Linked DNA regions of Mus musculus: region 1 is linked to region 2. The links are chromatin loops, found by intact Hi-C in ENCODE. Cell type or tissue: heart. All regions are shown on one strand. Each heading gives the region's core, and the rest is flanking DNA. Links, peaks and the distances in the headings are about the cores only.

Region 1 (6,307 bases), core at 2,319-4,818, 49 kb before region 2:
AGCTCTTAGACAGGACCAGGGTTCAACTAACAGCTCCAGCTACGGAGGATCTAATGCATTCTAGCTTCTGCAGGCACTGCATGCGTGAGGTGCACAGACATGCAGGCAAAACATCCATAGGATGTAAAAAATAAAAGTAGATAAAAGTTTTAAAATACTTATTTTGTACTTATTCCACATTTCAGTCAACCAGAAATGTTTAATGAACTCAGAAATCACATGCAGCTTGCTAATAAGTACAATATTGTGCAGCATAGACTTTGTCTCCATAGTATCGAATGAATGAGCACTCTCCGAGAGCCAGAGAGTAATATTCTGGCTATGTGATTTGTAAAAGAGGGACCTTTAAAATTGCTAACTCAATGGCAGCAGGGGCTAGGTGAATAACAAAAGCTAGTCTTGTATAATATAAAAACTAGTGAGTACTAGAACCCACTAGAATCACAAATTCTTACCTGAAAGGACTCTCTTGAGTTGACAAGGTCTCACTATGTCGCTCTGGCTGTCCTGGAACTCACTCTGTAGATCAAAGTGGCCTTGAACTCAGAGATCCACCTGCCTCTGTCTCTCAAGTGCTGAGACTAAAGGCATGCACCACCCATACCTTCCTACTCCTGAATTTTAAAACAGAGTAATGTATCTGGGGCTTAAATTCAATCCCCAACACTGCAGTAAAAATAAAGATAGTAGGATGGGTGTAGTGGCAGAGTCCGGAGAATCACTACAAGGTCTGTGCTAGCCTGTTCCACACAAGCCAGGCGTGGTGGCGCATGCCTCTAATCCTAGTACTCGGAAGGCAGAGGCACACGGATTTCTGAGTTTGAGGCCAGTCTGGTCTACAGAGTGAGTTCCAGGACAGTCAAGGCTACACAGAGAAACCCTGTCTTGAAAAACCAAAAAGGAAAAAAAAAAAAAAAAAAAGACTTGCAGTCTATCCAGAGATACACAGACTCTTCAAAAGAGAATATATATATATATGAATGATGGCAGACAGAAGACACTGAAGAAGAGAACACTTTTCTCATGATGCTAGGAAATGGAACCTAAGGCGTCTTCCCTAGTGAAGCCCTGCACCACACTATTGCAGAGGTTCTCAACCTGTGGGTCCTAAGGCTTACAGATCATCAAGTGACCCTTTCTCCAGGTTTACAGATCAGATATCCTGCATATCAGATGTCTACATTACAATTTATAACAGTAGCACCATTACAGTTATGAAGTAGCAACACAATAATGTTATGGTTGGGGGCCACACAACATGAGGAACTGTATTGAGGTGTTGCTGATCTATTACATACTCAGACATGAGTTGTTCATTTTATGTTCTGTTTTTTCTTTTTTGTTAAACTTTTATCAATGAAGAATCTATTGCAGTTACTTGGGGATGTAACATAGACAACCTGCAGAGGTCAGGTTTCTTTTTCCACTGTGGACCCCAAGGATGGAACTCAAGTCACCAGGCTTAAAAGCAGACACCTGTATCCACTAAACCATCTCACCAGCCTTTAGGTTTTTGCTTGTTTGTTTGTGGTTTTTGTTTTGGAACAGGGTCTCAATGTGTAGCCCTAGTTGGTCTGGAATAATATAAACCAGGCTAACCTAGAACTCATAAAGATATACCTGCCTATGCCAGGGCCAAGAAGTGGGAGTCGGGGGATGGTTTGGGGGACTTTTGGGGTAGCATTGGAAATGTAAATGAAGAAAATACCTAATTAAAAAAATTAAAAATAAAAAGATACACCTGCCTCTGTCTCCTTAATGTGGAGGTTAAGGGTATGTGCCACCATGTCTGAGTTCACAACAACGCATAGACATGTACACATAATTTTATTTTAAAAGGAACACACTCCCTCTTCCGAAGGCTGAGGGATCATTTCAGAAGAGGAGGCATAAAAAGTGTAAGCCAGAGGCAGGGGATATCTACAAAGTAACCCTGTCTTCTGGACACATTGAGGCTGCTGCACAAATAAACTTATAGTAGTTAAGACAGCATGCAGACGGGCTGTGTTAGCCCAAGCTAGACCACATCCCAGCACAGAGTGGAGTTTGACAGAAAGTCCCACCCCTAACTAAGGAGCTACTGGCCTTGTCAGCTTCTGGGAGAGGGGAAGTCAGTTTTCTTAGTGGAAAGCCACTCATCCAATATTATTTGTGCAGTATAACGGGGCCTTGATAGAGAAAAAAATGAAAAAAGACAAAGGTGGGTAGAGAAGGAGGTGGATCTTAGAAGTGTTTGGAAAGGAAAGTGAATATAATTGTACAACTTTTTGAAAAGAACTAATAAATGATGACCATAGATGGGCCTGAGGACTCAGCTGTGTGGCAGAGCAAGTCACCTAGAATGTGTGAACCCTGCATCCAAAACAATATGCGAGTGTAGGAATGTTGCTCAGGGGCTGGTGAGATGGTTCAGTGGGTAAGAGCACTGACTGCTCTTCCAAAGGTACTGAGTTCAAATCCCAGCAATCACAAGGTGGCTCACAACCACCCATAATGAGATCTGATACCTTCTTCTGGTGCGTTTGAAGACAGCTACAGTGAACTTATACTAATAAATCTTTGGCCGGAGCAAGTGGGGTTGGCCTGAGCAAGCAGAGGTCCTAAGTTCAATTCCCAACAATCACATGAAGGCTCACAACCATCTGTACAACTAAAGTGTGTACTCTTATACATAAAATGAATAAATCTTTGAAGAAAAAAAAAGGAATGTTGCTCAGTGGGTAGAGCTGACAGGCACAAGCCCTGGCTTTCCTCCCTAGCATGAACAGATCAGTGATGCAGGCATCCCTGCAATCAGCACTTGAGAGATAGAAGCAGGAGGGTCAAAAATTCAAGGCCAGCTGGGATACACATGACCCTGTCACAAGAAAACAGAATAAAGACTACAGTTCTCAACCTCTAGCAGGGAGATCCTACAACCTTCAAGCCTGAGAATCTGGTGGGAACTAAGAACTCTTTCCAAACCTGTGTGTGCCTTAACTATGTTACCTCAGCATATTCCATCTTTGGGACAAGCTCACAGCACTTCCCGTCTCAGAATATCTGAACATAGGATTCTTTTTCCTTCCTCTGTAAGGGAATATGATCTGAACCTGCCCATATGCCTAAAACTGCAGATAATGCCAAACTCTGAACATACTATGTTTTTTTTATATATTTGCATGTGGATGATAGTTTTAATTTATAGAGCTGGTGGTATAGCTTATGGTAGAGCACTTGTTTAACATCCATGAGACCTTAAGTTTGATCCTCAATACCACAAAGTAACTAAAGTTTAACTTTATTTTTAAGGAGATCAGCAAGAATTGATAAGATACAACAATTATAGCAATATGCCAAATGATTAGGCTAAGAACACAGCACTACTCTAAGATGAGTCCTAATGAGAGGAGAGCCTTGGAGCCTGGATACGCTACACAAAAGAAACAGCAGAGGTCAGCATACTTCCCAGCATGCGACAGTTGCCTTTGCAATCTGAGTTCAGTTCCCAGCTAACTATAAGTCCAGTTCAGGGGCATCTGACCCCTCCTCTGACCTCAGGCACTGCATGAACATGCTGCATATACAAACACACACACACACACATAAAATAAAATAAACCTTTTAAAATACATCTTTTCTGCCGGGTGTGATAGTGCATGCCTTTGATCCCAGCACTTTGGAGGCAGAAGGAGGAGGATCACAGAGTTCAAGGCCAGCCTAGTCTATAAAGCAAGTCCCAGGACAGCCAGGACTGCACAGAGAAACCATGTCTTGAAATCAAAAACAGAAAAAAAAATCTGAAATTTTATATTTAGAATTTCTGGAGTACAAGTATGTTCTATTACCTTTCTTTCTATAGGAGCACCAACGTAACATCAGCAAACAGAGCAAGATTTAGTGGCTAAATACTCCATTTTTGTACTCTTGAAGGGCCAGTTCTGAAGTATGTTGTTATTTGGTTGGTTCATTGTTGTTGTTGTTTAGTTGTGATTTGCTTTCTGGGATTTTTGTTTCCGGGGGAGGTTGTTTTGAACAGGGTTTCTCTGTGTAGCCCAGGCTGTCCTGGAACTCACTCTATAGGCCAGGCTGGTCTGGAACTCAAAGATCTACCTGTCTCTGCCTCCAGAGTGCTGGGGTTAAGGTAAAGGGATGCTGTGGAGTAGAGACTGAAGAAATGACCATCCAGAGACCAACTTATCTGGGGATCCATCCCATATACAATCACCAAACCCAGAAACTGCTGTGGATGCCAACAAGTGCCTGCTGACAGGAAGGAGCCTGATAAAGCTGTCTCCTGAGTGGCTCTGCCAGTGCCTGACATATCATGTGTGTGTGTGTGTGTGTGTGTGTGTTTTAAAGGGATACACCCCTATCACCCAGCCTGAGGTATGTTTTTGAGTTTGTTTGGGTTTTTTTTCTGTTTTGTTTTGTTTTTTTGAGACAGGGTTTCTCTGTGTAGCCCTGGCTGTCCTGGAACTCACTCTGTAGACCAGGCTGGCCTCCAACTCAGAAATCCACCTGCCTCTGCCTCCCAAGTGCTGGGATTAGGGGTGCCACCACTGCCCAGCCGGAGGTATGTTTTATTGTAACACTTCTCAGGATTTTCCAGCACACAGAGATCACCTGAAGAAAGTAATGAAGCAGGTCCTTAACCCAAATTTGCATTTATTCCCCCCCTTTTTCTTCAGCCTCCCAAGCCCCAGTCCTGAAGTTCTTTTTGTAGTTCATGCAGGTCTTGAACTCAAGATGGCCGATCTGCTTCAGCACTGAGTACTGTAGACATAGGCCCGAGCCACCACATCCATCTGCGTTTCAGTTTTTGTTTCTTTGGAGTTTGCTGTTATTGTTTGAGACAGAGGTTTGCTGTGTAGCCCTCCCTGACTAGCCTAGAATTCACTGTACATAGGCTGGCCTCAAATTTCCCATGATCCTCCTGTGCCTCCCAAATGCCCACCACAGGGCCAAATGCAAGCCCCCATGCCCACTTTTGAGCTCCCCAGATACTGCTTCTGCCAGTCATGGGTCACTTTTGAAGTAGCATGGCTGTCTGAGATTTCCAGTGGGACTCAGCCATTACCCAAAGTACCTGTTACTGGCTCTCTCCTCACTCCCTTATGCCACTGGGGTTTCACTTCCAAATGCACTGTCTCCATGTAAACCTTGTTTTAGGTACTTTGAGGAAGCATCCAAACTTGCAAACCTTTTTAGGAAAATGCACATACAGAGTTTTGCTTAGATATTTAAAGAACATAAAAATTCTCCAAAAGAGCTGTTCTCTCTGTCTCTCTGTCTCTCTCTGTCTCTCTGTCTGTCTCTCAATGTCTGTCTCTCTCTCTGTCTCTCTCTCTCTCTCCCCCTCTCTCCCCCCTTCCACCCCACCCCCCACCCCAGTTTCCTCTTGGGATAGTATCTCAAGTAGCCCAGGCTGGTCTCTAAAAAGAAAAAGATTTTAGTAGTCAAAACAATTCTAAAAATTAAACTTTAATTCCAGCACTGAAGAGACAGAGGCAGGCATATTTCTATGAGTTCAAGGCCAGCTTGGTCTACATAATGAATTCCAGGCCCGGAAGGTGGAAACCAATATAGGGGTATTGTCACTCATTCCTATTGTGCTTTCATGGTTTCTTCAAGCACTGTACTTTTTGGGGTTTTTGTTTGTTTGGTTGGTTGGTTGTTTGGTTTTTGGTTTTTCAAGACAAGGTTTCTGTGTGCAGCCCTGGATGTCCTGGAACTCACTTTGTAGACCAGGCTGGCCTCGAACTTAGAAGTTCACCTGCCTCTGCCTCCCGAGTGCTGGGATTAAAGGCGTGAGCCACCACGCCCTGCTGGCACTGTACTTTTTGAACATCACTGATCTCCTGGAAGCTTTAGGTCATTTCTTGTTGTACTCACAGAACCAAGCACACTGTCACTATAGAGGGTTTCTTCTACTTCTTTCTACATTCTGTCTGGTCTCCTGTTTAGTCCTTTTATGTCTATGACTGCTCTGCCTACATGTGTGTATATGCACCTCACTGGTGCAGGGTGCCTATGGAAGTACAGGGAGTTTTGAACCACAATGTGGCTGCTTAGAACTAACTAAACTCCAGTCTTCTGCAAGAGCAGCAAGTGTTTTAACTTCTGAGCCATATCTCCAGCCCCATATAAGCTTTTATATTTCCAAGCTTACTCTGGTTTCTAGAAACTTCAGATTTACTTATTTTTATTTTATGTGTATGAGTGTTTTGTCTGCATGTATGTGTGTGCACTATACTCGTGCCTGACGCTCTAGGAAGCCTGAAGATGGTAACATATTCCCTGGAACTGGGATTATAAATGGTTGTAA
Region 2 (6,307 bases), core at 2,121-4,620:
ACCCAGCTGGCTGATCTGTATCGAAACTGTGAGACTGACACGCTCATCAACTACATGGCCAAGTTTGGTGAGAGTAGAAGCAGGGCAAGGTGGAAGTGGGGCTGAGAGAAGGTCCAGGATGGCTAAGAGTTCAGCACTCGTGGGGAGGTGTGCTGGTTGGAGATGCATGTGATGGGAAGCAGACCCATGACTGCTGACTCGTCTTCCCATGCAGCATACCGGGCTGTTCTGAATAGTCCTGTGAAGACTGTCCGTGACACTCTCATCACCCAGTGTGCCCAGATCCTGGCCTGTTATAGAAAGAACTGTGCCAGCCCTTCTTCTGCAGGACAGGTGGGGCAAGGATGTTACTAACTAGGATTTATCTACAGAATGAAATAATTATATATAAGGCACTCTGTGTGCTACCTGCTATGTCATTGTCACTGTCGTCCTTGTTTTTACTGTGGCTTTTAGAGGGAAGGGGTGCAGGGAGACTGACTACAGGGTGAACTGTGTCGATTGATTCAACAAAACTTTGCATTTTAGAAGGACTTCTCATGACCATTGACTTTATTTCCATAAATCCCTCAGTTGATTCTTCCTGAGTGCATGAAGCTCCTCCCAGTTTACCTGAACTGTGTGTTGAAGAGTGATGTTCTGCAGCCTGGAGCTGAGGTCACTACTGATGATCGTGCCTATGTTCGGCAGCTGGTTTCCTCCATGGATGTGGCTGAGACCAATGTCTTCTTCTACCCTCGGCTCCTACCACTGGTGCGAGTGAGGATCAGAGTGTGAGACACTGTACTGAGCACAGGGCCTCCAAGAAGGAGGGGGTGGATTACTTTACACTAAGAAATTTGTTTTTACGTACATTGCATATGACTATCTAGAGACTTAGCTTTCTTAGTTTGTGTGTATAAAGGAGTATGTTGTTCTTGGTGATGTTTTTTTCTTCTTTTGTCTAGACAAAGTCTCCCCTTGATAGTACCGCTGAACCACCAGCAGTTCGAGCCTCTGAAGAGCGCCTAAGCAGTGGCGATATATATTTGCTGGAAAATGGGCTCAACCTCTTTGTCTGGGTGGGAGCAAGCGTCCAACAAGGTGTTGTCCAGAGCCTTTTCAACGTGTCCTCCTTCAGTCAGATCACCAGCGGCTTGGTGAGAACAGGGTGTCAAGGATGAGATGGGTATGGGAAATACTCTGGTGATTTGACAGTGGGTCAGTGTCATGCTGGTCCCTTTATTATGTATCAGAGAACACTTAGGTGAGGGAAGCGGCTATCACTGTTTTTCTGGTTTTCTTATTTCAGATGATAGCTAAATCTGTGTTGTTCCCTTTGGATGGACTTAAAAGTACTTTATCATAGTAATGAATACATTTTTGTTCCAGAGTGTTCTGCCAGTTCTGGATAATCCACTGTCTAAGAAAGTTCGAGGTCTCATCGATAGCTTACGGGCACAGAGAATGCGGTACATGAAGGTAACACAGATGTTCTATGTTTCACAGTGGTGGGGCTGGATATTGAACCTTCTGTGCCAGACAAGTACTCTTTTTTTTTTTTAAAAAGATTTATTTATTAATTATATGTAAGTACACTGTAGCTGTCTTCAGACACACCAGAAGAGGGCATCAGCTCTCATTAAGGATGGTGGTGAGCCACCATGTGGTTGCTAGGATTTGAACTCAGGACCTTCGGAAGAGCAGTCAGTGCTCTTACCCACTGAGCCATCATCTCTCCAGCTCCAGACAAGTACTCTTATGCTCAGCGCAGTAGCCCTGCTCTGAGTCCTGGATTTCTTGTCAGGTCATCAGGAAGGAAGCTGGGGAGGGAGCATACGCGTGTATGCGTTCTTCCTTACCATTTGCCCTTCCTTACCATCTGCCTTCTGCCTGTAGCTTATCGTGGTCAAGCAGGAAGACAAGCTGGAGATGCTGTTCAAGCACTTCCTGGTGGAAGACAAGAGCCTAAGTGGAGGTGCATCCTATGTGGACTTTCTCTGTCATATGCACAAGGAGATCCGGCAGCTACTGAGCTAAAGCAAGTGGGTAAATGGCATAGGGTCCCAGGCCAGCTTCCAGGAAGAACCCCAGGATGACAGAGAAATTGGGACAGTTCCATATCGTATAAGTCATGTAAGCTGACCTCAGTTGACTTCTTTTGGGGGGAGGGCGAGATATAAGGAGACACCGTCTTTCTGGGCTCAAATACACTACCACTCTGTCATGTCCTGCTGATCGAAGGTGCCTCAGGCCCCTTACTCTACCCTTTCTCCTGCTAATCCTCTTGTAATGAATGTAGTTTCTCAGTTCACTGTATATGATTCGGTGTTGGGGGTTTGGAGGCAGCTGGGCCCTGGCAACAGTGTGTCCCTTTGGATGAGCCTCCAAGAGGAAGGGCAGGCAGGAAGAAGTGGGAATCCCAGGGTTATTACAGGAGGTGGCAAATTCAGCTCCGTGTCATCAACAACTTCCTATATTAGGGACAAAATATACAGGTGCACAAGAGCTGGGGTACAGGCCGTAGGTGGTGGAGAGTAAAATAGTTGGTCCTTTGGGTGCCTGATGGTCAGTAGCAAAGTCATAGTTACCGAGGATGGATGACTAATCTCTCTACTTCCACTGCGCGTGCTCTCTCTCCCCTGCAATGATTGGTGAGCACTTCGTGGATGAATGAGCCTGGGGTAAGAATTGCAAAACATATTAACACCTTGGGGAAGTAGCAGCCTCCTTTCCAGATGGAGAAGCCCCAATCCTGGATGGTTCTGTAGAGCGCCTGATGGTCAACTTGCAATACCTCACAGAGCCAGCCCACATCCCACTCAGCTTCCACCAGAAACGTTGTTGGGGAGAGGCAGATATGGCTGGAGCCCTGTCTTCCGGTGCCAGGACGTTACTGGGCTTTGGTATTGACTGAGTGGCTGACAAGTTATCTTCCAACTCCAGTTGGCTGGGCAGGACAAGGGCTAGGAATGACCGTGGTCAGGCCTGCCTGCTCCCAGCCCAGGATGCCCCTGCTATGGACCTTTCATTTCTTTTCATTGGTTTATTTTTCAATGCATCTTTAATTTGTAAAGAAATAAAATAAGATGTAACCAGTATCCCTCTCATTACTCGCGACTTTTCCCCACCCTGCCTGCAGCTGAGAGGAGTTACGCATGCGCCGCGTGCCCCTATGGCGTAGGACCTAGTCCACTCCCCACCCGCCGCAGGGCGGGGTTTCGTGCTGTCCGAGGGGGTCCGGTGTGGACATGGCTGCTCGCTGTACCGAGGCGGTGCTGGCCGCCCTGGGGGTGCTCAGTGTCTGTTCGGCCAGCAGCTCCGGGTCCGAGGCTTCCGGGGAGGCAGAGAGGGAGGAGCCGTGGGATGGCGCGGTTTTCCGGCCTCCCGCCGCCCTAGGCGCCGTGGGGATAGCGCGCGGGCCCGGGTCCCCGCCTCCAGGGAACAGAGAGGCGGTGGACCTACCAGTGTTGCTGTGGTGGAGCCCAGGTCTGTTTCCGCACTTCCCAGGTGACTCGGAGCGCATACAGTGTGCGCACGGCGCGTGCGTGGCGTCCCGGGATCGACGGGCGCGCGCCGACCCGCGGACGCGCGCGTTGCTCTTTTACGGCACGGACTTCCGCGCGGCTGATGCGCCCCTGCCGCGCCTGGCGCACCAGAGCTGGGCGCTCCTGCACGAGGAGTCGCCGCTCAATAACTTCCTACTGAGCCACGGCCCGGGCATCCGTCTCTTCAATCTCACCGCCACTTTCAGCCGCCACTCGGATTATCCGCTGCCGCTGCAGTGGCTGCCCGGGGCCGCCTATTTGCGCCGGCCCGCGCCTCCGCCCCGGGAGCGCGCCGAGTGGCGTCGCCGCGGATACGCGCCGTTGCTCTATTTGCAGTCCCATTGCGATGTGCCTTCCGACCGGGACCGATACGTACGCGAGCTCATGCGCTACATCCCGGTGGGTGAGAGAGCGGCGGGGCGGGGCGGGGCGGGGGTGGGCCGGGCGAACGCCCCACCCTGCTGACCGCCGTGCTCTGACTCGCTTAGGTGGATTCCTATGGCAAGTGCCTGCAGAACCGCGAGCCGCCCACCGTGCGATTACAGGACACAGCCACGGCCACCACCGAGGATCCAGAACTCATGGCCTTTTTGTCCCGGTATAAGTTCCACTTAGCTCTGGAGAATGCCATCTGCAATGATTACATGACAGAAAAACTGTGGCGCCCCATGCATCTGGGTGCTGTGCCCGTGTATCGTGGATCACCCTCTGTGAGGGACTGGATGCCCAATAATCACTCTGTCATCCTAATTGATGACTTTGAGTCCCCTCAAAAGTTGGCAGAGTTTATTGACTTTCTGGACAAAAATGATGACGAGTATATGAAATACCTGGCATACAAGCAGCCTGGAGGCATCACCAACCAGTTTCTTCTGGATAACCTGGAGCACAGGGAGTGGGGAGTCAACGATCCCATGTTGCCTAATTACCTCAATGGCTTTGAGTGTTTCGTCTGTGACCATGAACTGGCTCGGCTGAATGCCGAGAAAGCACATGCATCCTCTCATGGGGACATTCCTGTCCCCGAGCCTCGCATTGCCCAGTCGTCGCACATGAACTGTCCAGTGCCTACCCCTGGCTTTGGGAAAGTCGAAGAGATTCCCGAGAATGACAGGTAAAGGGGTTGCTGGGTTGTCCCGCAGCTGCCAAATCAAACTGCTTGCTTTCTTAGCGCATTGGGCTCACTTTGCTTTAAGTTGTCAGTAGCAGTTGGGGGGCTGGGTGTGGTGGATACACCTGTTATTCCAGAGGTGTGGGGAAGTTTAGAAAACTTGAGCACATAAAGTGGAGCCAGGCTATAAATAGCCTGTAAGCCAACGTGAGGATCAGCACCTGAGCTGAGTACCTTTGATGGGGAGCCGGACAACAAAAGATGAGTTTTGGTTGTGCTGTGATTAAACCCAGGGCTTTCTGCATACCAGGAGGATATTTTTCTACCTAGTCACACACTCAGCCCAATAAGAGCATTTTGAAAGGATTTTCCCCATCTGCAGTAATCAACTAATCAGACAAACTAGAGTCTCACTCTGTAGCCTAGGCTGACCTCAAACTTGTGGTGATCAGAGAGAGCCACCATACCCATGAGAAGCATTTGCATCTTTTTTGTGTGATGGTCAGAGCTTTGAGTATGCTAAGCAAGCCCTCTAGCATTGAGCTGGACCCCAACCCTCCTTTTACTTTGATACGGTCTGACTTGTTCACTCTAAATAGAACTGAAGAAGTGCTTTCAGTAGGTGTATAATTAACACTGGGGGTCAGTGTGGGTAAAGGGGAAGAGAGCTGAGAGCAGGATATGCCTGCAGTGGGGAGCGTGTGCTTGGGAGGTAGAATGGGAAATGTTGAAACCACCCACACAGGCCAGCACAATTAATGTGGAGAGGGATTACTAGAATAGCTCACAGAAAGTGACTTGAACAGTGGGTGGCAGCAGAGGCCTGCTTACATATGCTGCTGGCACAACAGGGTCTTGGTGGTGGAATCTTTCACTAAGAATTTGTCCATTTATGCTGAACATATGATTTACTAGAAGAAAAATCAAAACATTAGGGAAATAGCCAGGGATTGTAGTGCATATCTGTAAGTCTAATGCTAAGAAGACAGAGGCAGGAGTATCAGGAATTCAAGATCATAGTTTGCCACGTACAGTGAATTTGAGGCCAGCCTGGCTACTAGAGACCCTGTTCCACTAACAAAAGATAATTCAGAAGCCGGGCGTGGTGACGCACACCTTTAATCCCAGCACTTGGGAGGCAGAGGCAGGTGGATTTCTGAGTTCAAGGCCAGCCTGGTCTACAGAGTGAGTTCCAGGACAGCCAGGGCTACAGAGAAACCCTGTCTCGAAAAACCAAAAAAAAAAAAAAAGATAATTCAGATTATGCCTTTTCCACACAAGATGTCACTGTACCTTTATTTAGATTTCCAAATAACTGTGAAGGTTAAAACCATCTAAAGGCTCCCTTGCTCTCCTCTAGAATATCATTTCCAGGCTCTGGAGCCTTGGCACAGCCTCCACACTTGAGCGAGACAAGCCTGCAGTGTCAGCTGCTTGGGAGAACTATGATGTCTCTATGTTTGTGACCACCTTCCTATCTCTTGGATGAGATTAGTTTTACTCCACATCTTCTTTCCTTCACAGCAGAGCCTTGTCCTATCCAGAGGCCCAGTATCTGCTTTATTTTTTGTTTGTTTGTTTTTCAAGACAGGGTTTGTCTTTGTTGTTTTTTGTTTTGTTATTTCCTGTGTCGCCTTGGCTGTCCGGGAACTGAGATCCCCCTGCCTCT

The links. A loop is a pair of places that touch in the nucleus more often than their neighbours do. Peaks named below come from ENCODE experiments on the same cell type or tissue, not always from the same donor. Only the 100,000 strongest peaks of a DNase experiment are listed, where the experiment ranks them.
Region 1: it touches region 2 in a loop (2.5-fold over the local background); 1 of 42 quality-filtered maps calls a loop at or near these places.

What each region holds. Positions count from the first base shown.
Region 1 is chr14:20,642,305-20,648,611 of GRCm38, forward strand. It overlaps a transcript of Usp54 not described here. Among named protein-coding and RNA genes, the nearest start is that of Myoz1, 11 kb to the right of the region's middle. In heart, for the core only: a CTCF peak has its summit at 3,414 (motif pointing right); no DNase peak of the experiment used is centred there.
Region 2 is chr14:20,691,773-20,698,079 of GRCm38, forward strand. It overlaps Sec24c (Sec24 related gene family, member C (S. cerevisiae)), which reads left to right. Exons shown (of 23, transcript NM_172596.2): 18 at 1-67; 19 at 215-333; 20 at 574-753; 21 at 948-1,139; 22 at 1,372-1,461; 23 at 1,879-3,078. The coding sequence ends at 2,019. Fut11 (fucosyltransferase 11) reads left to right here and starts at 3,196. Exons shown (of 3, transcript NM_028428.2): 1 at 3,196-3,926; 2 at 4,016-4,641. The coding sequence starts at 3,231. In heart, for the core only: no CTCF peak of the experiment used is centred there; DNase peaks (open chromatin) are centred at 3,189, 3,479, 3,889 and 4,579; H3K4me3 peaks cover 2,391 bases; H3K27ac peaks cover 1,992 bases.